Linked DNA regions of Homo sapiens: region 1 is linked to region 2. Evidence: read pairs that join two places in POLR2A ChIA-PET (ENCODE). Cell type or tissue: GM12878. All regions are shown on one strand. Each heading gives the region's core, and the rest is flanking DNA. Links, peaks and the distances in the headings are about the cores only.

Evidence for each region. Peaks named below come from ENCODE experiments on the same cell type or tissue, not always from the same donor. Only the 100,000 strongest peaks of a DNase experiment are listed, where the experiment ranks them.
Region 1: POLR2A ChIA-PET joins it to region 2 with 5 read pairs; 2 of 35 experiments call an interaction of 5 or more read pairs at or near these places.

What each region holds. Positions count from the first base shown.
Region 1 is chrX:45,133,257-45,150,167 of GRCh38, forward strand. DIPK2B (divergent protein kinase domain 2B) reads right to left here. Exons shown (of 5, transcript NM_176819.4): 5 at 15,117-16,911. Among named protein-coding and RNA genes, the nearest start is that of DIPK2B, 59 kb to the right of the region's middle. In GM12878, for the core only: no CTCF peak of the experiment used is centred there; no DNase peak of the experiment used is centred there.
Region 2 is chrX:44,588,282-44,605,192 of GRCh38, forward strand. No RefSeq gene overlaps it. Among named protein-coding and RNA genes, the nearest start is that of FUNDC1, 54 kb to the left of the region's middle. In GM12878, for the core only: no CTCF peak of the experiment used is centred there; a DNase peak (open chromatin) is centred at 8,190.

The DNA.
Region 1 (16,911 bases), core at 5,953-9,952, 540 kb after region 2:
AATCACATCAGGGTAAATGGGGTACCCATCACCTCAAGCATTTATCTTTTCTTTGTGTTACAAACAATCCAAGTTTGCTTTTAGTTATTTTAAAATGTACAGTAAATTATTGTTGACTATAGCTACCCTGCTGTGTTATCAATAGTAGGTCTTTCTCATTCTAACTGTATTTTGTACCCATTAAACATCCTCACTTCCCCTCCCCAAACCACTACCCTTCTCCACCTCTGGTAACCATCCTTCTACTCTCTGTCTCCACGAGTTCAATTGTTTTAATTTTTAGATCCCACAACTAAGTGAGAACATGCGATGTTTGTCTTTCTGTGCCTGGCTTATTTGACCTAGCATAATGACCTCCAGTTCCTCCCATGTTGTTGCAGATGACAGGATCTCATTCTTTTTGATGGCTGAATAGTACTCTGTTGTGTATATATGTACCACATTTTCTTTATCCATTTGTCTGTTGATTGATCAATAATAGGTCTAAACTGGGAACAACCCAAATGTTCTGGAATGGCTGAATAGATAAGCAATATCTGATATCTCCATACGACAGAATTCTACTCAGCAAGAAAAAGGAACAAAGTACAGATACTTTGTTTTGAGGATAAACCTCAAAAACATGCTAAGTGAAAGAAGCTAGATCCAAACGAGTACATACTGTATGATTCCATTTATGTGAAGTTCAAGAACAGGCAAAACTAATCCGTAGCACGAGAATCCAGAATTACTGTTACCTCTGTTGGAGATGAGAGGGGACACAGTATTGATTGGGAAGTTGCATGGAAGACATTTCTTGAGGAATGGAAATGTTCTATATCTTAATTATGTGTGTGTGCATGTGTGTATATATGTGTGTGTGTATATATATGTATATGTACGTGTGTGTGTATGAAAAATTCATCAGACTATATACTGAAGAAGTACACCTGTTATGGTGTCTAATTTATACCTCAATTAAAAGGAGAAGAAAAGAAAGAACAGGAGTAGGAAGTGGGAAATTAAGCCATCAATAAACCCAACAAAGCACAAAACAAGGCTAGCAGGATCTGCCATGCAGGCTTATCCTCTGCAGTGGGGAGACAGGCAGCTGTAGCGTGGCGCTCCTGTGAATGGAGCCAGTGTTCTGGGCTCAGAGGCCTTGCTTGGCCGCTTCCTGCTGGGGCCTGTTGCAGAGTTCACCCAAGGTTGGTGGGAGGTCGGCTTGACTTGATCTTGTGGCAGGATTGGCTCTAACAGGCCACAGGCTCCTCAGCCACCAGAAACGGTTATCAGACAGTCTTTCTGGGAAGACAGATAATTTTGTAAAAATTACAGGAGCTTTTGCCAACCGCATTTCGGCCTCTTAACTTTCTGGCAGCTGCTTCAGGAGCATCACAGAGCTGGCTGAAACAGTTTCCAGAGCACAACAGAGTGGGCATTAATCCCACAGATTTGCTGCCAAACAGGGAGGAAAAATGGCAACTTAAAAAAAGACAAAGAAATTAGTCGGAGGCTGAGATTGCTTTAATGAAGGGCCAGAATATCTCCCAAAACCACAGCTGAGTTCTGTATTGGGTGCAGTGTCCTATTCTCAGAGGACTTGGCTCTTCTGATTTTCTAAACCATAGATGAGGAAGAAATTATTGTGAACACAGCTCTCGATTTTTCTCCCCTCCCCTTTCCTCTATCCTGCCACATTCCTAGCTCCCACTAACACTGTTATGTTGCTTGGTTGCTCCGTCTACAGTGAGCTACATGTTCAATGAGCAGACATCATTTGTTCCCTTTCATTCAGCCTAGAGTTGTCCCTGCTTCTGTTTGATTCCTCCTGTTGGTCCTGATGGTGTGATGGCAAGTCGGATTTCTCTCTCCCTCTGTTTTTTCCTCCTTCTCTCCCATTTCATGCATTCAACATGTATTTTTCATGCATCTATCCATGAAAAGCTCTATTGTGGACATCTGTGTGGACAATTACTCTTAATAGAACAGTAAGCAAAAATTGTCCATATGCAACCTAAACAAAAATTACTTTATATATATCAGTCTTGCCCCCTCCTCCCTTTCTATGAATACGCGAAGGTGATATAAACTCTAGTTCCCCATACAAGTTGATATGGTTAGGCTGTGTCTCCACTCAAATTTCATCTTGAATTGTAGCTCCCATAATTTCCAAGTGTTGTGGGAGGGACCTGGTGGGAGATAATTGAATCATGGGGGCAGTTTCCCCCATACTGTTCTCATGGTAGTGAATAAATCTCATGAGATCTGATGATTTTATAAGGCGTTTCCCCTTTCATTTGGCTCTCATTCTCTTGTCTGCCACCATGTAAGACATGCCTTTTGCCTTCAGCCGTGATTGTGAGGCCTCTCCAGCCACGTGGAACTGTAAGTCCATTAAACCTCTTTTTCTTTATAAATTACCCAGTCTCAGGTATGTCTTTATCAGCAGAGTGAAAATGGACTAATAATACATAAGTCATGACTCTAAGAAGCAGCATACTATCAAATGGAAATCCAGGAAAAGCAAGCTGCAGATTTAAGACTGAAGCAAGTAAAACAAAACGAATGATCAATGTGAAAATCATTTTTTCCAGCTTTCATTGTTAGTTACCCAGTTTCTGAAATTTTTCTGAAACTTTGTGTTGTTGAGTTTTTTTTTAGTTCCTGGGACTTGAAAATAAATGTCAAAACTGGTTCAGACTTTTTTTTTCATATTTGGCCATTATGAAGGCATGCACAACAATTCTATCAGGTTTTATCTCAGTTTGAAAAAATAGTAATGTTGCTGCCTTAGATGAAGTCTGTCTCAATGTCAAGGCTAAGGCCTTGGTCAAGTCTTCATTGGCCAAACTGTCGCGGGTATGGCTGCTTTTTTCTCACCATGGAGAAATTCCCATGCTTCAAAAATGTCTTTATTTTTTTCGTAATAAAAGCAATACACCTGGATGATTTTCATTGTTTTCTTAGACCATGTTGACATTTTTATATAATAAACACATTAATATTATTAATATATAATAAACAAAAAATATTTTTTGGCTGGGTGCGGTGGCTCATGTCTGTAATCCCAGAACTTTGGGAGGTTGCAGCGGGAGGATCATGTGAGTCCAGAAGTACGAGACCAGACCAGTCAACAAAGCAATACCTTGTCTGTTCTCTTTCTCTCTCTCTCTCTATATATATATATATTTATATATATATTTTTATATATATTTATATATATTTACATATATTTATATATATATATTTTTATATATATTTATATATATTTATATATATATTTTATATATATTTATATATATATTTACATATATTTATATATATATTTTTATATATATTTATATATATTTATATATATATTGATATATATATTTATATATATTTATATATTTATATATATTTATATATATATTTATATATTTTTATATATATTTATATATTTATATATTTATTTATATATTTATATATATTTATATATATTTATATATATTTATATATATTTATATATTTATATATATTTATATATATTTATATATTTATATATTTATATATATTTATATATATTTACATATATGTACATATTTATATATATATTTATTAATATATATATTTATATATTTATTAATATATTTATTTATATATATGTATATATATATTTATTTATATATATGTATATATTTATATATATTTATATATTTATATATATATTTATATATATGTATATATTTATATATATTTATATATATTTATATATATATTTATATATATTTATATATTTATATATATTTATATATATTTATATATTTATATATATATTTATATATATTTATATATATTTACATATATGTACATATTTATATATATTTATTAATATATATTTATATATATTTATTTATATATTTATATATATTTATATATATATTTATTTATATATATTTATATATATTTATATATATTTATATATATTTATATATTTATATATATATTTATATATATTTATATATATTTATATATTTGTATATATTTATATATATTTATATATTTACATATATTTATATATATTTATATATATATTTATATATTTACATATATTTATATATATTTATATATATTTATATATTTACGTATATTTATATATATTTATATATGTTTATATATTTATGTATATTTATATATATTTATATATGTTTATATATATTTATATATATTTATGTATATTTATATTTTTATATATATTTATATATATATTTTTATATATATATACATGCACACACACACACACACACACACACACATAATATGCTCCAAAAGAATACTTGTTAAAGACAGAAGAGTAAAAATAATTTTTAAAGAATCAAAAGCCACATGATCTAAATCCAACCACTGTTAATATTTTGATATCTTTACTTCCAGTCTTATTTCTGTGCAAAAATATTTATTGAAAAAAAAGAAGCCAAACACAAGAAACAAAAACAAAAAGAGCTTGACATCTGTAGAACATTTTGTGACTTGTGGGTTTCATTTAGCATTTGGTCATAAGCATTTTCTTATTGCATTATAACTTCTGTATAAGAAGTATTTTAATTTAGTTGTATATGTAATTGTGTGGATACCACTATAATTACTTAGCCATTTCTCCACTCTTGGGTATGTAAATTATATACAACTCTTTGTTATCTAAAATAATGATGTAATTATAGTTTCAATGCATAGATCTCCTGTTTATTTTATTTGAAAAATTTTTAGTGTTGCATTTACAAACTTTTTTAGCAAAGTTATAGATAGTATATAGTCTGGAGAGACATACAGATCTGCAGTGTTTGTTACAAAACCCAGCAATCTCTCATCTCTCCTTCACCATTTGCCTTGCCACACGGCATCTTTTAGCTAATTACGTTGCATACTTACTTGCCACTTTTCTAAATAACGGGTTTGAACGGAAACTTCTCAATTTTTTTCCATTGTAGGCATTGTCTATTGAATCTCCCCATGGAAGATGATTTGTTTTGCTTTATTTTTCTTCTTCCTGGCCCCCTCTTCCCATGCACATCCTTCCCATACTCCCAATATCAATATATCATTATTTGGTTAAATCAGTATTTTGTGTTTAAATAACTACGGTTATGTCAACACCATCCAAAGCTGGGCCATGAGGTCTACAAGGCCCACTTTTTCTTTCCTGCATATATTTTTGTTTCTCAGAAGTTCTTAATTGTGTTGTTAGTGCCTTACTTGGTTTTCTATGTATTTATCATGAGTTCAAATCCAAATTCTTCACTAGTTGTCTAAATCTTCTCTCAAAAAAGTCAGACATAGGTCAGGCATAGTTCATGCCTATAATCACAGCTCTTTGGAAGGCTGATGTGGGAGGATTGCTTGGGGCCAGCCTGGGCAACAGAGCAAGACCGCATCTCTACGAAAAATTAAAAAATTAGTTGGGCCTGATGGTGTGTACCTGTGGTCCCAGCTACTCAGGAGGCTGAGGCGGGAGGATCCTTTGAGCCTAAGAGTTTGAGGTTACAGTGAGCTATGATCACACCACTGTACTTTAGCATGGGAGGTAGAGCTAGACTAGACCCTGTCTCTATAGCAAACAAAGAAACAAATAAACAAAGCCTTCAGATATATTGGGTTTTTAACGGTTTCATCTTTCTGAAGGAATGGCTCTTGAAGCCTTCTGACCTGCTCCCCTGTGGATGGGGTGGTCCCATGCCTGGTACACAGCTGTCTCCTAGGATCCCATTCCCCTCTCTCCTGTGTTGGAGCCCTTGTTTCCTACAACTCAGGTCTCCTTTATCTTGGTCTACTGCACACTTTTTAAAAAAATTTTTTTTTATTTTGAGACAGAGTTTCACTCTTGTTGCCTATGCTGGGGTCTAATGGCGTGATCTCGGCTCACTGCAACCTCCCCATCCCAAGTTCAAGTGATTGCCTTGCCTCAGCCTCCTGAGTAGGTGGGATTACAGGCATGAACCACCACGCCCAGCTAATTTTGTATTTTTCGTAGAGATGGGGTTTTCTCCATGTTGGTCAGGTTGGTGTCGAACTCCCAACCTCAAGTGATCCGCCTGCCTCGGCCTCCCAAAGTGTTGGGATTACAGGCATGAGTCACCGCACCTGGCCTACTGCACTCTTTTGATAAAGCATATCTTCCAATATCCTTAGCAATCCTTCCTAAGACAGGAGGCTTGAAAACAAAAATATTTGTGAACTTAGATGTCTGAAATTGATAGTTAGCATAGATATAAAATTGATTGATAGTTTGCTTGGAAAAGTAAATTCAAGGTTGAAAATAATTTTCCTTCAGAATTTTGAAGTCATTGTCTTCTGGCTTCTGGTGTTTTTGACACCCCTCCAGTCCCTGCCATATCTATTGTGATGGGCATTCCAAAAGTCCTTCCAATGGAAACACTAATGGCCTTTAATTATGGGAAATCAAATTTTCTTGTTGATTATTTCCTTCTGTGTGTGTGTCTGTACGTTTGTATCTCTGTGTTTATGTGTGTCTGTGCATGTCTTTGATGTTTATGTGTCTTTGTGTGTGTGCCTCTGTCACTTTGTGGTGTCTGTGTTCATGTACACATCTGTGTCTGTGTGCGTCACTGTGTTTGTGTTTGTCACTGTGCGAGTGTGTTTGGAGCTCCTACTATTTGGACTAATTCTGTAATTTTTTTTTTCCTCTTGCTTTTAGACTGACTTTTTGCTCTACTTTCTGGGAGTTTTCCCACTGGTCAAACATGGGAAAATTTGGAGCATCGAAATAAATGGTAAGAATATATTATAATCCATCAAGTAAAATAAGAATCTGCTACTCCATACTTATATAAATGTATTAATAAATAACTAAGTAGGGGAAAGGAAAAGTTTTTTTTTTTAAAAAAGAATGTCGACTAATAAATGTAGAAGGAGTAATAGAATTAGAAAAACACCATTTTGCAACATCATAGTAATAATTGATTCAGGCAAGAATCATCAATGATGTTAAAATGAATGGGTAGAAGTTTGATGAATACAGGATATTTACAGAGTCTCAAAGTATTTTCTCTTCAGTTATGTATTAACTTTAAGTGGAGAAACCTAGCAGACCTCAGCTTAACCAAGTGAACATCACCAAAAATGGGACAAACTGACCTCAAATATCTTCTGTTAGGACTGAGAAACTATTCTAGATTAAAGAGAGAGAGACTAGAGAGACACAATAATTAAATGCAATATGTGATCCTGGATTGGATCCTGGGCCAGGAAAAAACAATTTCTATGAAGGACATTATTGGTGAAATTGCCAAAATTTAAATAAGGGCTTGTTAAATTAAGTTTAGTCTAAAGCTGCCTCCTTACATAGTTTATGTTCGCTCTGTCGCCCAGGCTGGAGTGCAGTGGCACAATCTCGGCTCACTGCAACTTCCACCTCTAGGGATGAAGCCATCCTCCTGCCTCAGCCTCCCAAGTAGCTGGGACTACAGGCATGTGCCACCACACCCGGCTAATTTTTGTATTTTTAGTAGAGATGGGGTTTTGCCCTGCTGGCCAAGCTGGTCTCGAACTCCTGGCCTCAAGTGATCTGCCTGCCTCGGCCTCCCAAAGTACTGGGATTACAGGCACGAGCCACCACACCCAGCAATTTAGGTTTTGCCTAAAGGTTTCTCTCTACACAGTGAACTGTAACCTAACTGGATGTGTAAACAGACTGTAAAGTACTCTTGTAACAAGTAGCCCGCGTTTCAACCAGTCACAGCAGCTGAGTTTCAGCCAATCACAGGTGGCCAACTGTTTAAGCCTATGCAAATAAGGGAAACACTGAGCTGTAACCAATCCAGTTGTTTCTGTATCTCACTTCCGTTTTCTCTACCACACTTTCCTTTTTCTGTCCATAAATGTTATCCAACCATATGGCAACCCTGGAGCTGCTCTGAACCTATTCTGGTTCTGGTGCTGCCTGATTCTCAAATTGTTGTTTGCTCAGTTAAACTCTATGAAATTTAATTTGTCTAAAATTTATCTTTCAACAGGCTGTAGTTAGATAATAGCATTGTATCGATATTCATCTCCTGATTCTGACAATCATACTGGTTAGGTAAGACTATATTTGGTTTTTAGGATATATACTCTGAAGTATTTAGGCGCACATCTGTCACTTCTCTAAAATGGCTCAGAAAAAAATGGGTGGGAGTTGGGCAGGGTGGTCGGGGGAGAGCATGAGGAGGAACATACATGGAGGGAGAGCGAGATGGAGGAGGGGAGGGAATGATAAAGCAAACACAAGAAAGAAGCAAACAATTGGGAATATGGATTTGTATTTTTCCTTCAACTTTTCTAAAGGCCTGAAATTATTTCGAAATAATGTTAGAGGGGGGGAAAACCCCAGAAAATAAAAGGAGTGGGAAATTAAAAAGATGACTGGGTGCTCTGGACAGCCAGTGGGGTTTGCTAGCTGTGACCTTCCCCGTGAGGACCTGGCTGGGTAGGAGGGGTGGTTGAGGGGCTTCTGATGACAGGTCTTTTGCTCTTTACCCTGGGGGCTCTCTCTTCCGTTCTCCTGCCTGGAGGTGAAGGCCCGGCTGCCAGTGCAGGTGAAGATGGGGAGCCCACAGCCAATGTGCACACAAGTCCTTGATCCCCTAGTTTTCAGTGTGACTTGCCACCCCGATATCTCCTTATTATCCCTGAAGACCTTTGATTGACTCTCTCTAGGAAAGGAGACTCCAATCTTTTGTTGGTCTTGGAGGACCATTACCTGGCTAGGAGGAGTAGGGAGACCGAACCGGATCCAACTGCTTAGAACAGCCTTTTGAATTTCATCCATATTTCAGCTACCTCTTCCCCCTCATTTCCTGAGGGATCTAGTGCCATTAATTCCTTAACCTTTTGAGGGATTTTGTGGTATAAATCAGGTTGGTTCTCAGCATTCTTTGCTGCCAGTTTAGGATTTAGTTTTTTTGGTCCTGCTAAGTTATTTGCTTTCCAGCTTTCAAAATTGTGTTTCTATTTTTCTCCTCTCTCATTTTCTCCTGTCTTGTAGTTTATGCCTATTAAAAATTCCACTTACTTTCATTTTAGTAGGGGTTACAAGTGTTCAATCCATGATTTTTAACAGCCAGTCTGTGCATAAATCTCTCTGCATTCTTGATGACTTCCTTTGGATAGCATCCCAGAAGTGGAATTACTGGGTAGAGTGTGCCATCCTTTTTGAGGCTCTTGATGAACTTTGCCAAATTGCTTTTCAATAGGATTATATTCTCACCAAGTTTCCATGACTTGCCTCTTTTCCTGAATTTTTGCCTGCCTTGCATAGGATCCCTTACACAAATGAAATATTAAAATATTTGTTATTTTGACAAGAGGAATATGAACTCAGCTTGGCACAAGCCTCTTTAAAGGATGACTTTTTAAGAGAGAAGCTCCAGGTATGGGCAGGAGGCAGAAAGTCGGATTCTGCTAAATGGGCCGAGGTGGGGTGTGGGGTGAGTTTCAACTCATTCTCGGTGTCCTGTCTACAAGAGGCACTGTGGTCTGTGTGTAGAAGGGAAGGAATTGGAAATGAGCATGTGGAAGGCCCAGGTCTCTGTTGCTTTCCAGGGTGGTAGGGGTAGTCCTGGTTCTAGCATGGGCATATTCACTTGGGCAAATTAAATAAAAGAAAGGGAGAGAAAGAGCAATAACAGTGAAAATGAGGCAGTGATGAATCTACTCAAGGAGCATTACCCTAGAATAAGACCTAAATGGGAGCCTGGAATCTTCCGTTTAATCCTACTCAATTTCTATGTGTTGTCGGGACCATCTTGTCACACAGGTAATGCTTTAGTGTTTTGAGATATGCATTTGCTTTTATACAGCATGGCCCAGATATACAAGTCAACCTCTTCCACTTCATACACTGATTTTTTTTTAATTTTTATTTTGGAATAATTTTAGACTTACAAAAAAGTTCCAGAATAGTATACAGAGTTCCTTTATACCCTTCACCCAACTTCTTCTCTTTTTTTTTTTTTTTTTTTTGATTCAAATAGAGATGGGGTTTTGTTATGCTGTCCAGGCTGGTCTTGAATTTCTGGGCTCAGGGGATCCTCCTGCCTCGGCCTCTCAAAATGTTGGGATTACAGGCATGAGCCACTGCTCCCGGCCAACTTCCCTTCATCTTAACACCTTACATAATCATAGTACAATGATTGAAACTAAGAAATTAACACTGATAAAATGCTATTTACTAATCTATAGACTTTATTCAAATTTCACCAGTTGTCCCACTGAGAAAGAGAAAAGCAGCTCATGCCAGCTGGGAACTGACTTGGCATTATCAGTTAGGCCTTACCCTCGGTGTCACTCAGAGCTGGCTTGGCCCTTGTAGCTTGGCCTTTGTGGTCTCTTTGAACATAAACAATTTCTCAGAACGCCATCAAACAAAGCTGTTCTGTGACCAAGATAGATCAAGACAAAACAAGGCCACTCTGTACTCTTGTCTGAACACAAACAACAATGTGAACATTGTTCAAACAGAAATTACCGAAACATCCCCTTATCCTGGTTAGTATGAGAATAGGAGTGACTGCTGTGACTTTACTAATTAGAGCTTTAGCCATGCTTCATTTCCCCTGTCCTATAGATAAGATTTATTGATATATTCAAGCATAGAATTACCCACACTCCCTGACAGCATCCAATCCAGAGCATTACAAATGAGCAGATATATAAATTATTTATTTATTTATTTATTTTTTGAGACGGGGTCTCACTGTCACCCAGGCTGGAGTGCAGTGGCATGATCTTGGCTCACTGCAACCTCTGCCTCCTGGGTTCAAACAATTCTCCTGCCTTAGCCTCCTGAGTAGCTGGGATTACAGGCTGGCGCCACCATGCCCGGGTACTTTTTGCATTTTTAGTAGAGATGGGGTTTCGTCTTATTGGGCAGCCTGGTCTTGAACTCCTAACCTCAAGTGATCCACCTGCCTCGGCCTCCCAAAGTGCTGGGATTACAGGTGTGAGCCACTGTACCTGGCCTAAATGATTTATTATATCCCCTTCTTTTTTATATGAGAGGTAACATCCTGTAAATATGCTTTCGCGTTTTGCTTTTCTCCCCCTCACTTAGCACTGTATCCTGCAATTCATTCCCTATCAGGTCATAGAGCTTTTCCTCATTCATTTGTACGGCTGCACAGCCCTCCATTGTGTAGATGAACTGTAGTTTTTTCAACCACTCTCCTATGTACAGCCATATAGGTTGGTCCCAATATTTTGCAGTTACAATGAATAACTTTGCTTATTCATTGCAAATATTTGCTAATTCATTACTCAATTGCAATGAACACCATGGCAATAAACAACTTTGAAGCACTGACTTTTGAAGAGGGACTGGTGCGGGATCTGAAGGCACACGTGTCTGCTTCCAGAGCCAATGCTCCCTCTGCAATGGCACACTCCCTCTAGAGTCATTGTCCAGGACTGACACTATTCCCTGGTCCCTTGACTGGGACAGGAGTGTTCCTGTCTCCTTATTTGATTCTAAAAGAGCTGTAATGGGTGGGCCACTTGCACAGGCTGCCTAGCCTACCTTTGCTGGTCGATTACTTTGTTACCTTTTTTTCATTTTTTATTTTTAGAGACAAGGTCTTGTTCTGTCACCCAGGCTCCAGGCTAGAGTGCAGTGGTGCAGTCACAGCTCATTGCAGTGTCAGCCTCCCAGGCTCAAGGGATCCTCCTACTTCAGCCTCCCGAGGAGCTGGAATTTCAGGCACATGCACCACCACACCTTGCTAATTTTTTTTTTTTTTTTTTTTGGTAGAGATAGGGTCTCACTATAGTACCCAGGCTGGTCTCGAACTCTGGGCTCAAGTGATTCCCCCGCCGTGGCCTCCCAAAGTGCTAGGATTATGGGTGTGAGCCACCATGCCTGGCCTAAGCTGCCTTTTTTTTTTTTTTCAAATTATACTTTAAGTTCTGGGATACATGTGCAGAATGTGCAGGTTTGTTACATAGGTATACATGTGCCGTGGTGGTTTGCTGCACCTAAGTTGCCTTTTTGAAGGGTCATTATATCTGTAAATGCCATGGCCCCTTCCTGTGTGTTGACCCTTCCACACAGCCCACGACCGTCTTTCAACAATGTCATAAAGAGAGGCAGACATGGGCGGGTGCTATGGCTCACATCTGTAATTCCAATACTTAGGGAGGCCAAGGCAAGAAGATTGCTTCAGCCAAAGAATTTGAGACCAGTCTGGGCAATAGAGTGAGACCCTGTTGCCTCTACAAAAAAATTTTAAAAAATTAGCCAGGCGTGGTGCTACCACTGCACTCCAGCCTGGACAAAGCCCTGTCTCAAAAAAAAAAAAAAAAAAAAAGAGTGTGGACAGGGCAGAGAGTATACTTGTGTGCATGTGAGCATGTGAGCTCATCTGTGCCAATATATGTGAGCAACAGGCCCCAAGGTGGGCAGAAAAGTCACATCATCATGAACTGGCAGTGAGGCTGTGGTTTTCAACAGGCCAAACTGCATTCCTCGTTTCTCTTCACGTACTGAGCATGGATGGACTTCTTCAGGCCCCCAACATTACCTGCTTAAAGAGGATCCCCTTCTGAGCCTGGCTGAGGGCTGGGCTGGGGAGCTAAGGTTAGTGGCTGCTCTGCTGCCATTCATGATCCACCCAGAATTTAGCTGAGGGAGGGAAGAAAAATGGCCCCAGTCAGACTGTCTAGCAGCCTGAGGCTTCCTGGTGGCTCCTCTGAGCGGAAGTAGAGGCTTGGGGTGGGGACAAGAGTCCCTCCCAAGATGCTGCTGCGCTTGCCTTGGCTGGGCCAGGAACCCTTTCTGCCGCGGGAGACCCTCTGCTCTTTCCCTACATTTGCCTTCAAATATCGACCTCCCGTGTGTGCCGGGCTCTTGAGGGACATTATGTTATTTACACAGGATAATGACTCAGAAAGGATAAATCTTTTTCTCCACGTTTTATGGATGGGTAAATGGAGGCTCAGAAAGACTAAGTAACCTGCCCAAAATTACACAGTAACCAGCAAAGTCATGATTTGATACTAGGTCTGTCTGATTCCAGAGCTCTAGATCTTTCCAAAAAAGACCACACATCTAACAAAGTATTTATTTTAACTCCAGAAGAAATGTTCAGGCTCATGGAATCACTTATAGGCAGAAGTCAGATGCTACAGGGGAGGACTGGGAAAGCAGGAGACCTAAAAATTGTCATTTCGTGCAAATCACTGAAATCACTTTCCTTGTTTGAAAAGATCTTGCCTGCAGGGCTGTGGTTTGGCTCTCCTGATGGCTGCAGCTGGTGAAGTCTGTTTTCAAAGGTCAGTTCCTTTGCCCCATGGTGGTTGTTATTTTTATTTAATTTTAATTTTTTTTTTTTTGAGATGAAGTCTCACTCTGTCGCCCAGGCTGGAGTGCAGTGGCGCAATCTCACCGTAGCCTCTGCCTCCCGGGTTCAAGCGATTCTCATGTCTCAGCCTCCTGAGTAGCTGGGATTACAGGCAGGTGCCACCACGCCTGGCTAATTTTTGTATTTTTAGTAGAGGCAGGGCTTCACCATGTTGGCCAGCCTGGTCATGAACTCCGGACCTCAGGTGATCCTCCTGCCTCAGCCTCCCAAAATGCTGGGATTACAGGCGTGAGCCACCATGCCCGGCCTAAATATTTTATATATTGCTGCTAGTCCCACACCTACTCCCCTGGGATGTGGAGGTCAAATGAGACCCCAGCAAATGCTGAGAACACTCTATGCCAAGAGTAGGGAGAATTAGTATTTACAGGCACCCAGGGTCAGCTTTGTGGACCTGCAACCAATGCAATCACAGGCGGCTTGAGCTTGGTTTAATGTTCTGCTGTCTTGTCTTGCGATTCTTAATAATTGTTGGACAAGGGACCTCACGCTTTCATTTTGCACCAGGTGCCACAAATTACGTAGCCTGTCCTGCAGGCTTAAAGACAATGGCTGACATAATTCAGAAAAATACCCTAACGCCTCGAATCAAATTCCAGGGGACTGAGAATACACAACACATAATTTCGTTCTACCTGAAGTCACTGGAGTGTTGATTCTCCTGTCTCCTGGCTATTGAAGGGAAGGCACAGTTCCTGAGGAAGTGGTTCTATCCCATGTAAGGCCAGTACGGTGTATGAAGTACTCCAAGTGAAAACGGCTAAAGAACTCAATCATTATCCTCAGCAAGAAATTTCCCAGCATCTGCTCTGGTTGCTATGGGGAACACTTGAGGCCAGGAGTTTGAGACCAGCCTGGCCAACATGTTGAAACCCCATCTCTACTTAAAACAAAAAACACAAAAACAAAAATTAGCCGGGAGTGGTGGCACATACCTGTAACCCCAGCTACTCAGGAGGCTGAGGCATGAGAATCGCTTGAACCTAGGAGGCAGAGGCTACTATGAGCCGAGATCGTGCCACTGCACTCCAGCCTTAGCAACAGAGTGAGACCCTGTCTCACAAAAAAAAAAAAAAAAAAGAAGAAGAAAGAAAAAGAGAAAAGAAAGAAAGAAAGAAAAAAAGAATGCAGAGGAAGCAGGATGGGCAGAGGGACATTAAACTGTGAGGCAGGCTCATGAGTCTTGATCAGCTGGGTGGGGAGTTCTGGAAGGAGGATTGCCTATTAGAGTTGTTGCTCAATGGGCCAAAATTGCGGGGCCTTCACACCTCTGCATGCCTAGTCACTGGGTCTAGATATGCCCTAGGAAGGGTGTGACCTCGAGTGAAGGTGGCTGAGGCAGAACCCGAAGGACCTGATGGCTTAATGCTGTGTGCCAACCATGCCATGCTGGGAAGAGCATTGTTTCTTGAAGGGAGAGCTGGGTGGCTCAGCTCTGTGTCCACCACAGGGTGGGTGGGGGAGGGTTAGCAGGTGGCTGGCGGGAGGCAGGAAAATGTTCCCTGAAGGCAGCTGAGTGGGGCCTGTGGTCTTCAGGCATGTTGACAAGAACATCTGCTCTGTCGTGAAGGTGTATGAGAAAAGGACTCTGTGATCTCCTGAACCTAGGAAAAGCCACTAGCTGGGGAACTATTTCTAGGCCACTCCTAAGCATATGTAGGGCCTGCCTGACATCTGCCCTGCTCCTTAGCACTCAGCTTGTATTAGCCCATTTTGTATTATTATAAAGAAATACTTGAGGCTGGGTAATTGATAAAGAAAAGAGCTTTATTTTGGTTTATGGTTCTGCAGGTGGTACAGGAAGTGTGGGGCTGGCATCTGCTTCTGGTAAGGGCTTCAGGAAGCTTCCAATCATGGTGGAAGGCGAAGGGGGAGCAGGTGTGTCACATGGTGAGAGCGGGAGTGAGAGGGAGAGTTGGGGGAGGGACGTGCCACACTCTTTTAAACAACCACATCTTGAGTGAGCTCAGCGAGAACTCACTCATCACTTCCAGGAGGGCACCAAGTCATTCATGAGGCAACTTCCCCCATCACCCAATCACCTCCCATCAGGCCCCACCTCCAATGCTGGGGATCACATTTCAACATGAGATTTGGAGGGGACAAACATCCAAACCATATCACAGCTTACACTGTGGATGTGAACACAGCTGTACACATACACAAAATTTTATTGTAATTTATACTAAAAACCAATCTCCCTACAGCTCCTCGGGGGACAGCTCGCCGGTTTTCTCATTTGCTCCGTTCTGGGACTCGGACAAACGGGGCACAAGGCCTCTTTCTGCTGATACAGGTGGGTCCCAAGTCTGCATTTCCTGTCTGGACTCAGCATCACCAAGGGTTACATGATAGTCTTGAAGGAATGTTGCTCAGAATTTCAGGCGACTGGTCTGGAGGAGAGAAGGGGGCAAGTGCTTACCTTGAACCCGTGCAGGTGGACAGATGTGTGGTGGAGGCATTTGAGGGTTACCTCAGACCACATGCTGACCCACGCAGGGCCAAAGTCGCTCATTGTGTGGAGGCATTTTGCGGTGGAAACACACCTGGATGCAGGGAGAAGGGCTGGGGCCTGGCTCATGCATCAGAGGGTCTCTCTGGTAAGCCTTCTTCCTCCGTGGGACTCTGGAGGGTCTGGAGGCTGTGGCCTCTCTCCTGGTCTCTGGTCAGGTGGCCAGCTGGGAGGACAGCTGCAGTCAGGCCAGCAGGAGAGGGACTGTGACTGTGCAGGTGAGAAGGGTGGTCAGTCTTCACCCTCAAGACCAACTCAGAAGGCAGCCATTTCAAAGCGTCTCAGGCAGCCCAAGCTTGCTGGCCAGTCCACAAGCTTGGCCAGTCATCTTCACTGTCATGGTTGCCCTGGGGCAATGCCCGTAGCAGTCAAGAGACAAACCCAAAAGGGAACTAGGTACTCCACAAAATAAGGCTTTTCTGGGGTCCATTTTTGAATGGGAGTGAAGGAACCAGAATTGGGTAGCACAGGTGAAAGTCAGAGGCTGAAGGGGAGGGCAATAGGAGCCTCCTAATAGCAATGGGGCTCCTCTGATGGCTGCCATTGCTTTGAGGTCACCCTGACAGTCTTGCTGAACCTTTCTTCGATTTTGAGCTTAGCAAGCTCCTACTGGACCTTCTCTCCTTCACTGGGGCTCAGCTTGCAGGGGTTCTAGAAATATCTCCACAGATCGCTCTTCCTCCCTGGGCCTCAGTTTCCTCATCTGCACAGTGAGGCCTATTAAGCCAGGTGTTCTGACTTTATTTTTATTTATTTATTTTGAGACGGAGTCTCGCTGTGTCATCCAGGCTGGAGTACAGTGGCGTGATCTTGGCTGACTGCAAACTCTGCCTCCTGGGTTCAAGTGATTCTCCTGCCTCAGCCTCCTGAGTAGCTGGGATTACAGGTGCCCGCCACCACACCTGGCTAATTTTTGTATTTTTAGTAAGGATGGGGTTTCACCATGTTGGCCAGGCTGGTCTTGAACTACTGATGTCAAGTGATCCACCCACCTCAGCCTCCCAAAGTGCTGGGATTACAGGCGTGAGC
Region 2 (16,911 bases), core at 6,487-10,486:
AATAGAGAAAGACTCACAGAAGGCAAAGCGAAGATCGATGGGTGAGGCTTTTATCTAAGCAAGTCAACACCATTCGAATCAACCAAAGACTCAAAACCTTGAGGGAAATATTTCAGCAGAAATACTGCCGACTTGAACCAAAAGGGACAGAGTATAGAATGAAGGGAGACAGACTCCCCAAATTCTACTCACAGGAAGTAGGCTGATACAACTACTCAGCTGAAAATACATACTACCTTTCCTGAAAAAGAAAGGATGACTCCAAGGATGGAAACAATGGCCTTGAGAATGGAACCAAGAGCCACAGATAATTATTCCTAGGCCTTGAAACCTAATCAAGGAACTCCCAACATTTGCCCAGATTCCTTTTCCTTTTTTTTTTTGAGACGAAGTCTCACTCTGTCACCCAGGCTGGAGTGCAGTGGCAAGATCTCGGCTCACTGCAACCTCTGCCCCCTGGGTTCAAGCGACTCTCCTGCCTCAGCCTCCAGAGTAGCTGGGATTACATATGCGCATCACCATGCCCAGCTAATTTTTGTATTTTTAGTAGAGACGGGGTTTCACCATGATGGCCAGGGTGGTTTAGAACTCCTGACCTCAGCGTGATCCACTCGCCTCGGCCTCCCAAAATGCTGGGATTACAGGCATGAGCCACCATGCCGAGCCTTCTTCTTTTTTTTAACCATCCATAGGACTTTGCTTGACACCAAATTCTCCATCCACAGAAACTGTGAGATAATAAATATAATAAATGTGTCTAGTTTTAAGCCATTCATTTTGTGGTAATAATGTTATGTAGAAATAAATAACTAACACACTAGTCTTATCTTATTTCCTTCATCCCAAGTCTAAGCACTATCGTGTATGTCTTTGCGCCCATGTTTAAATCACTTTTCTAGGCTGGGTGCAGTGGCTCACGACTGGAATCCTAGCATTTTGGGAGGTGGAGGCGGATGGATCACTTCAGGTCAGGAGTTCAAGACCAGCCTGACCAACAAGGTGAAACCCCGTCTCTACTAAAAGTACAAAAATTAGCCAGGTGTGGTGGTGTGCACCTGTAATCCTAGCTACTGGGGAGGCTGAGGCAGGAGGACGGCTTTAACCCAGCAGGCAGAGGTTGCAGTGAGCCAAGATCACGCCGCTGCACTCCAGCCTGGCTGACGTGACAGAGTGAGACTCCTCTGTCTCAAAAAAAAAAAAAAAAAAAAAAAGGTCAGGTGCGGTAACTCACACCTGTAATCTTAACACTTTGGGAGGCTGAGGCAGGCAGATCACTTGAGGTCAGGAGTTCGAGACCAACCTGGCCAACATGGTGAAACCCCATCTCTATTAAAAGTACAAAAATTAGCCAGAAATCACTTGAATCTGGGAGGCAGAGGTTACAGTGAGCAGAGATCATGCCGCTGCCCTACAGCCTGAGCAACAGAGAGAGGCTCCATCTCAAAAAAAAAATTACTTCTCTACATATATATTTACCAATATGTAAAACATTTTTTATTTTTTTATTTGTCTTTCTTTTCTTCTTTTTTTTTTTTTTTTTTGGAAATGGAGTCTCACTCTGTCACCAGCCTAGAGTGTAGTGGCGCGATCTCGGCTCACTGCAACCTCCGCCTCCCGGATTCAAGCGATTCTCCTGCCTCAGCCTCCTGAGTAGCTGGGACTATGGGCACGTGCCACCATACCCAGCTAATTTTTTTGTGTTTTTAGTAGAGATGGGGTTTCCCACGTTAGTCACGCTGGTCTCGAACTCCTGACCTCGTGATCTGCCCGCCTCGGCCTCCCAAAGTGCTGGGATTACAGGCATGAGCCACTGTGCCCGGTTTCATTAGTTTTTAGATGTTCATAAATGGTATCACAGTGTACATATTGTGCAACTGGCATTGTTCTCTCAATATTATATTTTTGAGATAGAGCCATATGCTCCACTGTATAAGCATGTCACATTTGTTTATCCATTCCATTATTGACGGACATTTACTTTGTGTCTTTCTTTCTTTCTTTCTTTCTCTTTCTTTCTTTCTTTCTTTTCTTTCCTTTCTTACTTTATTTTTCTTTCTTTCTTTCTTTCTTCTCACAGCATTTCACTCTTGAAACCACCATTGCAAAACTGCAACTGAGACAGTGAAAGAGATTTGACCTAACCAACTCTGTCTTGCTTCTAACCTCCAAGCTGTCCTTGTTCATTCCTGGGCATAGGCTGAACTAACTGTGGGAGGAACTTAGTTTATAGTTTAAAGCAAAGACAATAACAGCCCTTTCCCAAAACAAACCTCCTTCTTGCCTGGGGACTAGACTGCCTTGTAGGACTAAAAAATTAGCCACAAGATTAGAAATTATGGTTTAGGAGTCATGCAGCTAGAGGCTACAAGATTCTGACCCTCTCTAAACTGCTCCTAAGGTCAGTGCTACTTATATTTTGCAGACCCTGCACTTGATGGATCAGCTGGCACCACCCAGATCAACAGACTGGCTCATCTGACCTTGTGGCCCCCACCCAGGAACTGACTCGGTACAAGAGGACAGCTTCGATTCCCTATGGTTTCATCTCCTACCTAACCAATCAGCACTCCTGGCTCACTGGCTTCCTTCCACCCACCAAGTTGTCCTTAAAAACTCTGGTCCCGGCCAGGCGTGGTGGCTGACGCCTGTAATCCCAGCACTTTGGGAGGCTGAGGTGGGTGGATCACGAGGTCAGGAGTTTGAGACCAGCCTGGCCAACATGGTGAAACCCCATCTCTACTAAAAATACAAAAATTAGCTGGGCATGGTGGCAGGTGCCTGTAGTCCCAGCTACTCAGGAGGCTGAGGCAGGAGAATGGCTTGAACCCTGGAGGTGGAGGTTACAGTGAGCCGAGATCGTGCCACTGCACTCCAGCCTGGGCAACAGAGTGAGACTCCATCTCAAAAAAAAAAATCTGGTCCCGGACCAGGCCCAGTGGCTCTTGCCTACAATCCTAGCACTTTGCGAGGCTGAGGCAGGCGGATCACCTGACGTCGGGAGTTCGAGACCAGCCTGACCAACATGGAGAAACCCCGTCTCTACTAAAAGTGCAAAATTAGCCAGGTGTGGTGGCACATGCCTGTAATCCCAGCTACTCGGGAGGCTGAGGCAGAAGAATTGCTTGAACCCAGGAGGCAGAGGTTGCGGTGAGCCAAGATCATGCTATTGCACTCCAGCCTGGGCAACAACAGCGAAACTCTGTCTCAAAAACAAACAAACAAAAAAAAAAAATCTTTGATTCCCAGATGCTCGAGGAGACTGATTTGAGTAATAATAAAACTCTTGTCTCCCGCACAGCCAGCTCTGTGTGATACTCTTTCTCTACTGCAATTCCCGTCTTGATAAATCGGCTCTGTCTAAGTAGTGGGCAAGGTGAACCCATTGGGCAGTTACACTCTGTCACCCAGGTTGGTATGCAGTGGTGCCATCGTGGCTCACTGCAACTTCTGCCTACCGGGCCAAGCAATCCTCATGCCTCAGCCTTCCAAGTAGCTAGGACTATATGCATGTGTCACCATGCCTGGCTAATTTATATATATATATATATATTTTTTTTTTTTTTTTTTTTTTTTTTTGTAGATACAGGGTTTTACCATGTTGTCCAGGCTGGTGTCAAACTCCTGGGCTCAAACGATCCACCCACCTCTGCCTCCCAAAATGCTGGGATTACAGGCAAGAGCCACCACACCCAGTGGGTGTATGTATTTTATTTTATTTTTGAGCATTACAAATGAGCAGATACATAAAAGTTTTTGTTGTTTTTTTTTTGACAAGTTCTCACTGTTGCCTAGGCAGGAGTGCAGTGGCACAATATCGGCTCACTGCAACCTCTGACTCCCAGGTTCAAGCAATTCTCGTGCCTCAGCCTCCCGAATAGCTGGGATTACAGGTGTGCGCCATCATGCCTGGCTAATTTTTGTATTTTTAGTAGAGATGAGGTTTCACTATGTTGGCCAAGCTGGTCTCAAACTCCTGAGCTCAAGTGATCTGCCTGCCTCAGCCTCCCAAAGTGCTGGGATCACAGGCGTGAGCCACCATGCCTGGCCTTTTTCTTTTCCACTCTGTATTCAATGATGTCAGTAGCTAGAAATCAGCCACAGTGGTAGTATTTACACCATAGATATTGGCAAATGCTAGAAAAGAGAACTTTTTATCCCTGCAGAGAGCTAGTGATTACATATTTGCTACCACACTACTGCATATCCTGGTGTTTATGTAAAAAGTTTCTCTAGATTATAGTCACAGAAGAAGAATTTTTAAATCTTAGGATTTTAACATTTAAAATTTTACTATATGTTGTTGAATTGTCCAGGGAAGTGTTTGTACCATTTTATATTCCCACCACCAATGGGAAAGTTCATGATTTTTCAAATCCTCACCAATGCTTGCTATTTATTTTTATCAAACTTTTGGCTATGAACTGGTATAATTATTTGGTTTTTGTTTATTAGTAACAGCCTTATTGAGATATAGCTGACATATAATAGACTGCACGTTTAACCTGTACAAAACTGATGTTTATATATATATATATATATGTGCACCCATAACATCATCACTATATCATGACAGACAATAATGAATATATCTATCATCCTTGAAAGTTTCCTTGTGCCCATTTGTTATTGCTCTGTCTTAGTCCATTCAGGCTGCTATAACAAAAATACCATAAACTGGCCAGATGCTGTGGCTCACACCTTTAATCCCAGCACTTTGGGAGGCCGAGGCAGGTGGATCACAAGGTCAGGTGATCGAGACCATCCTGGCTAACACGGTGAAACCCCGTCTCTACTAAAAATACCAAAAAATTAGCCAGGTGTGGTGGCGGGCGCCTGTAGTCCCAGCTACTTGGGAGGCTGAGGCAGGAGAATGGCATGAACCTGGGAGGCAGAGCTTGCAGTGAGCCGAGATCGTGCCACTGCACTCCAGCCTGGGCAACAGAGCGAGACTCCGTCTCAAAAAAAAAAAAAATATCATAAACTGGTTGGCTTATAAACAATAGAAATGTATTTTTCACAATTCTGGAGGCTGGGAAGTTCAAGTTCAAGGCACCCACTGATTCAGTGTCTGGTGAGGGCCCATTCCTCCTAAAGGGTGCCTTCTCGCTTTGTTTGCACATGGTGGAAGGAAATTGTGCATTTTCAACAGTATGCAAGATTGTTGTATCTTGTTGTTGTATCTTGTTGTTGTATCAGGCAGAATTATGACCTAGTTATTGTCTTTATTTGGAGATTAAGTATGGTTTAAGGAGATACATATGAGTGCCAAGTTGACAAGAGGTGGACTTGTGACTGTTAGTTTTATGTGTCTATTTGACTGGGTTAAAGAATACCTAGATAGCTGGTAAAACATTATTTCTGGGTGTATCCGTGAGGATATTTCTGGAAGAGGTTGGCATTTGAATCAGTAGACTGAGTAAGGTGAGTAAGAAAGATCCATCCTTACCAACGTGGGCAGGCATCATCCAATCCACTGAAGGCCCAGATAGAACAAAGAGACAGAAGAAATGCTAGATAGATAGATAGATAGATAGATAGATAGATAGATAGATAGATAGATAGAGATAGGTAGATATCGTACCACTGTACTCAAGCCTGGGCGACAGAGCAATCATATATATATATATATATATATATATATATATTTATTTATTTATTTATATATTTTTATATATTTATTTATATATTTATATATTTATTTTTTTATATATTTTATATATTTATTTTTATATATTTATATATTTATTTTTATATATTTATATATATTTATTTTTATATATATTTATATGTACACACACACACACACACACACACACACACACAAACACACTATGTTGCCCAGGCTGGTCTCAAACTCCTGGGCTTGAGCTATCCTCCCTTCTCTGCTTCCCTAAGTGCTAGCATTACGGTGTGAGCCACTGCGCCTGGTCTAGTTCATTTTTTAAATTTTTAACTAGTATTCCATTATATGAATATACTACAATTTGTTTATCCATTCACATACTCATAGATAGTAGGGTGATTTCTAGCTTTTGGCTATTACAAATAAAGCTGCTATGTACAAGTCTTCTTGTGGACATAAGTTTTCATCTCTCTTGGGTAGATACCTAAGAATGTTGTTACTGGATCCTGGGCATATATTTAATCTTATAAGACACTGCCAAACTTTTCCAAAGTGGTTGTATAATTCAACATTGTCACTAGCAGAGTATGAGAGTTCCAGTTGCTCCACATCCTTGTCAACACTTGGTATGGCCAGATTTTTTTTTTTTTTTTTTTTTACATTTTAGACTTTATAATATGTGTATAGTGATATCTCATAGTGGTTTAATTTGTATTTCTCTATTGAATAGTCATTATTTTATTGTATTTTATTTTAATTAAAGCCTCAAATTCCTGGGCTCAAGTGATCCTCCTACCTCAGCCTCTGAGTAGCTGAGACAACAGGCACAAGCCACCACTCCCAGCAACTAATAATTTTAAGTATCTTTTCATGTACTTATTTTCCATCTGTATATCTTCTTTGGTGAAGTATCTGTTCAGACCTTTTTCTATTCTTTTTTGGATTGTTTGTCTATTTATTATTCAGTTTAGGAGTTCTTTATAGACTCAGAATACAAGTCCTTACCAGATAAGTGGTTTCCAAATATTTTCTCCTAGTCCATGGCTTGTCTTTTCCTTCTCTTAATAGTGTCTGACCAGAAGTTCTTAATTTTGATGTATCTCATTTTTTTTTTTGGATTGTGCTTTTGGTGTAGTATCACATAAATCTTTGCCTAACCCAAGATCACAAATATTTTTTTCCTATTTAACTGCCAGAGGGGGAAGAAAGAAGATATATTCGATAGAAGACAGTTGAAGAATATCCTTAAAGTACTGGAATTCTATATCCAGTGAAAATATCTTTCAAAATTAAGACAATGTAGCCGGGCGTGGTGGCCAGCACTTTGGGAGGCCGAGGTGGGTGGATCACGAAGTCAGGAGTTCAAGGCCAGCCTGGCCAAGATGGTGAAACCCTGTCTCTACTAAAAATACAAAAATTAGCCGGGTGTGGTGGCAGGCGCCTGTAATCCCAGCTACTCGGGAGGCTGAAGCAGGAGAATCACTTGAACCCGGGAGGCGGAGTTTGCAGTGAGCCGAGATCGTACCACTGCACTCCAGCCTGGGCAACAGAGACAGACTCTGTCTCAAAAAAAAAAAAAAAAAAAAAGGCAATGTAAAGACTATTTTGTACATACAAAACCTGAAATAATGTATTATCAGAAGATCTGCACTACAAGAAATGTTCCAGCCTAGGCGACGTGGCGAAACCCCGCCTCTACAAAAAATACAAAAATTAGTCAGGCATGGTGGCGTGCATCTGTAGTCTCAGCTACTCAAGAGGCTGAGGTGGGAGGATCACTTGGGCCCAGGAGGTAGAGGTTGTAGTGAGTCAAGATCAAGCCACTGCAGTCCAACTTGTGCGACAGAGTGAGACCCTGTCTCAAAAAAAAAAAGAAAAAAAGAAAAATGTTGAAGTCCTCCAGGCAGAAGGGAAATGGTACCAGATGGAAATTTGGATCTATACAAACTTGTAAAGAAGGTACTATATATATGTGGGAGTATACTAGTTTTCTATTGTAACAAATTACCACAAATTTGGTATATCAAAGCAACACAAATTTATCTTTTTTTTGAGATGGAGTCTCGCTCTGTCACCAGGCTGGAGCGCAGTGGCACAATCTCGGCTCACTGCCACCTCCGCCTCGTGGGTTCAAGCAATTCTCCTGCCTCAGCCTCCTGAGTAGCTGGGACTACAGGTGTATGCCACCATGCCCGGCTAATTTTTTTTTTTTTTTTTGTATTTTAGTAGAGATGGGGTTTCACCATGTTGCCCAGGCTGGTCTCAAACTCCTGAGCTCATGCAATCCGCCCGCCTCTGCCTCCCAAAGTGCTAGGATTACAGGCGTGAGCCACTGCACCTGGCCAAATTTATCATGTTACAGGTCTGTAGATCACACATTGATATGTGTCTCACCAAGCTAAAATCAGGGTATTAGAAGGGCTACGTTCTTTTCTGGAGGCCCTAGGGAAGGATTTATTTCCTTGCCGTCTGTCAGCTGAGGGGGTTACCCTAAACCTTTAGAGTTCTGTGGTCCTTGCACATGACCTCCTACATCTCAGAATCTTTCTCACACTTCCATCACTCTGACTCACTCTTTCACTTCCCTCTTCCACTTTTAAGACTTGTGTGATTATATTGGACTTACCTAGTGATCCAGAATAACCTCCCCATCTCAAAGTCCATGACCTTAATCACATCTCCAAGGTCCTCTTGCCATGAAAAGCAACATATTTCACAAGTTCTAGGAATTAGGATGTGGACATTTTTGAGGGATCATTATTCTGCCTACCACAGTAGTAAATATAAATGACCATTTTCTTATTATTTAAGTAACTATAAAAGATAATTGAATGTTTAAAGCAAAAATAAAAACAATATCTTGTGGGGCTTATAAGATGTAAAGGTAAAATATAGGATAACAATAGCACAAAAGCCTAAAGGGGAGAAATAGAAGTGTAATGTAAACTCTTTTTCTTTTATTTTTTTAATTTACATTTTTTAATTTTAGTAGAGATGGTAATATGGTTTGAATTTGTGTACCAGCCCAAATCTCATTTCGAATTTTTTCTTTTCTTCTTTCTTTCTTTTTTTTTTTTTGAGACAGAGTTTTGTGCTTGTTGCCCAGGCTGGAGTGTACTGGCACAATTTCGGCTCACTGCAACCTCCGCCTCCCGGTTCAAGCGATTCTCCTGCCTCAGCCTCCCAAGTAGCTGGTATTACAGGCACTTGCCACCATGCCCAGCTAATTTTTTGTATTTTTTTTTTTTTTTTTTTTTTTTTTTTTTTTTTTTTTTTTACTAGAGACAAGGTTTCACCATGTTGGCCAGGCTGGTCTCAAACTCCTGACCTCAGGTGATCGGTCCGCCTCAGCCTCCCAAAGTGCTGGGATTACAGGCACTTGCCACCATGCCCAGCTAATTTTTTGTATTTTTTTTTTTTTTTTTTTTTTTTTTACTAGAGACAAGGTTTCACCATGTTGGCCAGGCTGGTCTCAAACTCCTGACCTCAGGTGATCGGTCCGCCTCAGCCTCCCAAAGTGCTGGGATTACAGGCATGAGCCACCGTGCCTGGCTCCTGTCAAATTTTAACCCCCAATGTTGGAGAAGGGGCCTGGTGGGAGATGACTGAATAATGTGGGTGGATTCCCCCTTGCTGTTCTCATGATTGCAAGTTTCCTGAGGCCTCCCCAGTAATGCTTCCTATACAGCCTGCAGAACCGTGAGCCCATTAAACCTCTTTTCTTTATAAATTACCAAGTCTCAGGTGGTTCTTTACAGCAGTGCAAGAATGGAGATGGGGTCTTAAGCTATGCTGCCCAGGCTGGTCTTTAACTTTTGGGTGCAAGCGATCCTCCTACCTCAGCCTCTCAAAGTCCTGGGATTACAGGCATGAGCCACTGTGCCTGGCCTAAAGTTCTAATACTAAACATTAAGTAGTGTAATAAGTTAAAGATGTTAACAATTTTAGCTAAGAAATGTACATCCTTGTGCATTTTTCCCTGTATTTCTGAATGAGAACTTCTTTAGTTTTTTATCAATGAAGTGAATTTGTAAGGTCAAAGAACATGTGCTTATTGAGTGTCTTCATTAGAGAGGACGGGTGCAGTGGCTCAGGCCTGTAATCCCAGCACTTTGGGAGGCCAAGGTACAAGGATCACTTGAGCACAGAAGTTCAAGACCAGCCTCAGCGACAAGGTAAGATCCCGTATTTACAAAAAATTTTAAAAATATCCATGTGTACTAGTGTACAATTGTGGTCCCAGCTACTTGGGAGGCTGAGGTTGGAGGATTGCTTGAACCTGGGAGGTCGAGGTGGCAGTGAGCCAAGATCATGCCATTGTATTCCAGCCTGGGTGACAGAGCCAGACCCTGTCTCAAAAAAGAAGAAAAACATTTCACTAGAAATTGCCAAACTGGTTGTATTCATTTACATTTTTTATTAGCAATCAATGAGACTTCCTGTTTTATCATGACAGTACTTGGTGTTGTTAGATTGCTTAACTTTTGTCAACCTCAAGGATATGAATATAATATGTCATTTCATTTTACATATTGAGTATCGTTTCATGTCCTTTCATATGCTTATTAACCATGCGGGTTTCCTTGCCTCCTAAAGGCTTATTGTCCCTTTTTTTTTCTTTTTCCTTGGATTTATAGAAATTCTTTACAGACAGTCTGTATACTAATCTTCAGGCAGTTATGCATATTGAAAATGTCTTTTGGCCGGGCACGGTGGCTCACGCCTGTAATTCTAGCACTTTGCGGGGTGGAGGTGGGTGGATCACTTCAGGTCAGGAGTTCGAAACTAGCATGGCTATCATGGTGAAACCCCGTGTCTACTAAAAATACAAAAATTAGCAGGATGTGGTGGCAGGCACCTGTAATCCCAGCTACTCGGGAGGCTGAGGCAGGAGAATTGCTTGAACCTGGGAGGTGGAGGTTGCAGTAAGCCAAGATCATGCCACTGCAGTCCAGCTCAAAAAAAAGAAAGCCAGGCACAGTGGCTCATGCCTGTAATTCCAGCACTTTGGGAGGCTCAGGCGGGCGGATCACCTGAGGTCAGGAGTTTGAGACCAGCCTGGCCAACACAGAGAAACTCCGTCTCTACTAAAAATATAAAATTAGCCGGATGTGATGGCACATGCCTGTAATCCCAGCTACTCGGGAGGCTGAGGCAGGAGAATCGCTTGAACCCAGGAGGCAGAAGTTACAGTGAGTCGAGATAGCGTCATTGCACTCCAGCCTGGGCAACAAGAGCGAAACTAGGTCTCAAAGAAAAAGAAAAGAAAATGTCTTTTTATTAGTCTCTGGCTTGTTTTTTTTCACATTGCTGATGGTCTCTTTTTTGTATAGATTTAAATTTTTTTTTTTTTTTTAGAGAAGGGGTCTCTGTTGCACAGGCTTGAGTGCAGTGAGATGATCACAGCTCACTGCAGCCTCAACCTCCCAGGCTCAGGTGATTCTCCCACTTCACCCTCCTGAGTAGCTGAGACTACAGGCATGTGCCACCGGCCTGGCTAATTTTTTTGAATTTTTTGTAGAGACAGGGTTTCGCCATGTTGCCCAGGCTGGTCTCGAACTCCTGAGCTCAAGGGATCCTCCTGCCTCTGCCTCCCAAAGTACTAGGATTACAGGCATGAGCCACCATATATTTAAAAAAGTTTTAATTCAGTCAAACTTACTGATCTTTTGTTTGATTATTTATATTTATTTTTACTCTTGCTGGAAAGAAACTACATTTTCTTTTGCAAGTTTTTATTCTCACATTTAAGCCTTTAGTTCACCTAGAATTCATTTTTGTTTAAGATCAAATTGTTTTTCTGTTTGGCTTCAGTTGCCCCAGTATCAGGTCATCTTTTCCCTATTGATTTATAAAGCTACCTTTGCTGTATACGAAATTTCCATAATTTTTTGGGTCTGTTTCTAAATTTTTAAAATTATGTTCAATTAATCTATTTATCTATCTCTGAACTATTAGCACACTGGTTTATTTTACTATAGCTTTGTAATAAGTCTTAATGTTTGGTAGGGCAAATCTCACTTCTTATTCTTCAGAAACTTATTGAGTATTCTACAGAATTTCTTCACATTGCAGGCAGAGTTTTTTTGTTTTTGTTTTTTTTGTAATTGAGATTAGCACTAAGACATTGTGCAGTTCCCACCACACTTGGAAAAATCTGAATTCCTTACCCTGACCTACAAAGCCCTCTGTGATCTACCCTTGATACCTTCCTTTTTTTTGAGACAGAATCTTGCTCTGTCACCCAGGCTGGAGTAGTACAGTGGCATGATCTTGGCTCACTGCAACCTGTGCCTCCCAGGTTGAAGTGATTCTCATGCCTCAGCTTCCGAAGTAGCTGGGGCTACAGGTGCCCCCCATCACGCCTGGCTAATTTTTATATTTTTATTTTATTTATTTTTTATTTATTTATTTATTTTTGAGATGGGGTCTCCCTCTGTTGCCCAGGCTGGAGTGCAGTGGCATGATGTCAGCTCACTGCAACCTCCGCCTTCCGGGTTCCAGTGATTCTCCTGCCTCAGCTCCCCCAGTAGCTAGGATTATAGGTGCACGCCACCAGGCCCAGCTAATTTTTTGTATTTTTAGTAGGGACAGGGTTTCACCATGTGGGCCAGGCTGGTCTCAAACTCCTGACCTCAAGTAATCTGCCCACCTTGGCCTCCTAAAGTGTTGGGGTTACAGGCGTGAGCCACCCCGCCAGGCCTAATGTTTGTATTTTTAGTAGAGACAGGGTTTCACCATGTTGGCCAGGTGAGTATCGAACTCCTGAACTGAAGTGATCTGCCCGCCTCTGCTTCCCAAAGTGCTGGGATTATAGGCCTGAGCCACCGTGCCCGGCCTGCCCTTCATACCTTCTACTGTGTACTTCTAATCTTTTATATGAGTTTTAGAATTCGCTTGTCAAGTTCCAAGGAAATTCATGTTTAGATTTTGTTTTGAATTGCCTTGCATTTGTAGATTTCTCTTTCTTTTCTTTTCTTTTCTTTTTCCTTCCTTCCTTCCTTCCTTCCTTCCTTCCTTCCTTCCTTCCTTCCTTCCTTCCTTCCTTCCTTCCTTCCTTCCTTTCTTTCTTTCTTTCTTTCTTTCTTTCTTTCTTTCTTTCTTTCTTTCTTTCTTTCTTTCTTTCTTTCTTGTTTTTGAGATGGAGTCTCACTGTGTCACCCACTCCGGAGTGCAGTGGCACGCGATCTTGGCTCACTGCAACCTCCCCTTCTTGGGTTCAAGCTATTATCCCTTCCTCAGCCTCCCAAGTAGCTGGGATTACAGGCGCCTGCCACCACGCCTGGCTGATTTTTTGTATTTTTAGTAGAGACAGGGTATACATACATGTGTATATGTATACGTACACATATATGTGTATATGTATACGTACACATATATGTGTATATGTATACGTACACATATATGTGTATATGTATACGTACACATATATGTGTATATGTATACGTACACATATATGTGTATATGTATACGTACACATATATGTGTATATGTATACGTACACATATATGTGTATATGTATACGTACACATATATGTGTATATGTATACGTACACATATATGTGTATATGTATACGTACACATATATGTGTATATGCATACGTACACATATATGTGTATATGCATACGTATACGTATGTGTATATGCATACGTATGTGTATATGTATATGTGTATGCACACATATATGTGTATATGTGTATGCACACATATATGTGTATATGTGTATGCACACATATATGTGTATATGTGTATGCACACATATATGTGTATATGTGTATGCACACATATATGTGTATATGTGTATGCACACATATATGTGTATATGTGTATGCACACATATATGTGTATATGTGTTTGTATACATATATGTGTATGTGTATGTATACATATATGTGTATATGTGTGTATATGTGTATGTATACATATGTGTATGTGTATGTATATATGTATATGTATACATACATGTGTGTATGTATGTGTATATGTATACATACATGTGTGTATGTATATGTTTATGTATACATACATGTGCGTATGTATATGTTTATGTATACATACATGTGCGCATGTATATATGTATATGTATACATACATGTGCGTATGTATATATGTATATGTATACATACATGTGCGTATGTATATATGTATATGTATACATACATGTGCGTATGTATATATGTATATGTATACATACATGTGCGTATGTATATGTATACATACATGTGCGTATGTATATGTATACATACATGTGCGTATGTATATGTATACATACATGTGCGTATGTATATGTATACATACATGTGCGTATGTATATGTACATATATGTGCGTATGTATATGTACATATATGTGCGTATGTATATGTACATATATGTGCGTATGTATATGTATACATATGTGCGTATGTGTATGTATACATATATGTGTGTATGTGTATGTATACATATATGTGTGTATGTGTATGTATACATATATGTGTGTATGTGTATGTATACATATATGTGTGTATGTATATATGTATACATATATATTTGAATTTCTTTTTACCTTTTTAAAAGGGAAGTTGTTTAAATAAACTAAGGTTCAAACATATAACTTTAATATTAACAAAGACAAAATCAACTATAATTTTGCATGCCTTCGTGATAATTGAAAGGAATGAAAATTTAAATTAGAGGTTAGTGAAAATAAGTATTTTTTTTTCCCTGTTATGTTTATAGACTCCTTAAATCTACTCAGAGACTCCTCTGGAAACTGAGAAGTCCATGGATCTTAGATTAGGAACTCCTAACTTGAGCAAAACAAAAAAGGCTTGGGAGTTTCCAGAATAGACTGGAATTGAAATGTCCATGGGTACGGCCAACTTAAGATGGGGGACTAAATAGAAGAAACATTGTAGAAACAAAAAAATGTATGCCTTACATTCTTTTTTTTGAGACAGAGTCTTGCTCTGTGGCCCAGGCTGGAGTGCAGTGGCGCGATCTCGGCTCACTGCAACCTCCGCCTCCTGGGTTCAAGCATTTCTCCTACCTCAGCCTCCCGAACAGCTGGGATTACAGGCGCCCACCACCACACCCCGCTAATCTTTTGTATTTTTAGTAGAGACGGGGCTTCACCATGTTGGCCAGGCTGGTCTGGAACTGCTGACCTCAAGTGATCCACCCGCCTCCGCCTCCCAAAGTGCTGGGATTACAGGCAGGAGCCACCGGCGGCTCCAGGCCTGCCCCACATTCTTTAGGTCCACAATGACTAGAAAATATGTCTGAAGTCAGAGCCTCAAGGTGCAATTAGCAATTAATGAGAAAACTTGAAAATAATATGAACGCTATTGGTATACTATCACACCTGGTTAGATAAAAAACAATTTAGGGCTGGGAGCAGTGGATCACGCCTGTAATCCCAGCACTTTGGGAGGCGGAGGCCAAGGCGGATGGATCACCTGATGTTGGGAGTTTGAGACCAGCCTGACTATCATGGAGAAACTCCGTCTCTACTAAAAATACAAAATTAGCCGGGAGTGGTGGCACATGCCTGTAATCTCAGCTATTCAGGAGGCTAAGGCAGGAGAATCGCTTGAACCCAGGAGGTGGAGGTTGTGGTGAGCCAAGATCGTGCCATTGCACTCCAGTGTGGGCAACAAGAACGAAACTCCGTCTCAAAAAAAAAAAAGAACAATTTAGAAAATATTTACAAACCATTTCCCAGGCCAGGCGTGGTGGCTCATGCCTGTAATCCCAGCACTTTGGGATGCTGAGGTGGGTGGATCACTTGAGGTCAGGAGTTTGAGACCAGCCTGGACAACATGGTGAAACTCCATCTCTACTAAAAATACAAAAATTAGCCAGCCGTGGTGGCGTGCACCTGTAATCCCAGCTACTCGGGAGGCTGAGGCAGGAGAATCACTTGAACCCAGGAGGTGGAGGTTGCAGTGAGCCAAGATCGCCCCACTGCACTCCCGCCTGGGTGACAGAGACAGACTCCACCTCGAAAAAAAGTTAACTTGTAACCTCAAAACTGTAAATGTCCATTATAGGAAATTAAAATTATTAAAATGTAAAAGAAGGAGTTATGTAATTCTTAAATGTCATAAAAGGATATTTACAGTGACTTTTTTGTCTTTTCATAATGTTTTGTATTTTCTTTCAGTTTTTTTGCTATTAAAATACTTCATATATGTGTATGTGTGTATATATATATATATATATATGTATTTTTTTATTTTTTATTTTTTTGGTGAGACAGAGTCTCACTGTGTCACCCAGGCTGGAGTGCAGTGGTGCAATCTCAGCTCACTGCAACCTCCACTTCCTGGGTTCAAGTGTTTCTCCAGCCTCAGCCTACCAAGTAGCTGGGACTACAGGCGTGTGCCACCACGCCCAGCTAACTTTGTAAAATACTATGTTTTTTTTCCAGGATGGAAGGCAGCTAAAAAGACGAAAAAAAGCAGTAAAATACTGTATTTTATACAATTGCATTTTATAACTGATTATTGGGTTTAGGAATATTACTATTATTATAGTGATCTTGTATTCAGCAACTGTGCTAAACTAATTCTAAATATTGTCCTCGTTTTCTATCTGGACAAATCATATTGTCTACAATTAACAGCACTGGGTCTCTTCCTTGGCAATCTATGCTTCCTAATTACTTTTCCTTTCTTATTACATTGGCTAGGACAACTAACACAATTTGGAATAAATGTAATTATTATGGGCACATTTGTCTTATTTAAAAAGTTAATGTGGCTGGGCATGGTGGCTCATGCCTGTAACCCCAGCACTTTGGGAGGCCAGGGCTGGCAGACCACTTCAGGCAGGAGTTTGAGACCAGCCTGGCCAACATAGAGAAACCCCGTCTCTACTAAAAATACAAAAACAATTAGCCGGGCATGGTGGCTCATGCCTGTAGTCCCAGTTACTCAGGAGGCTGAAGCAGGAGATGGAGCAGAGCCCAGAAGGCAGAGGTTGCAGTGAGTGGAGATTGCACCATTGCACTCCAGCCTGGGCTACAGAGCGAGACTCTGTCTCAAAACAAAAAACAAACAAACAAAAGTTAATGTTTCTTTATTTTCACCATCAAACAGGAAGTTTGCTCTAGGTTTTTTCAGATACCTTTCTCAAGGTAAGGCCATTTCCTACAGTCTCAGTTTGCTATAAATTTTAATCCTGAATTACTGATGAATTTTATCATATCTCTTTTCTATCTACTAACATGACCCTGCAGTTCTTTTTTAAAAAAATTTGTAGATACAGGATCTCACTATGTTGCCCAGGCTGGTCTTGAACTC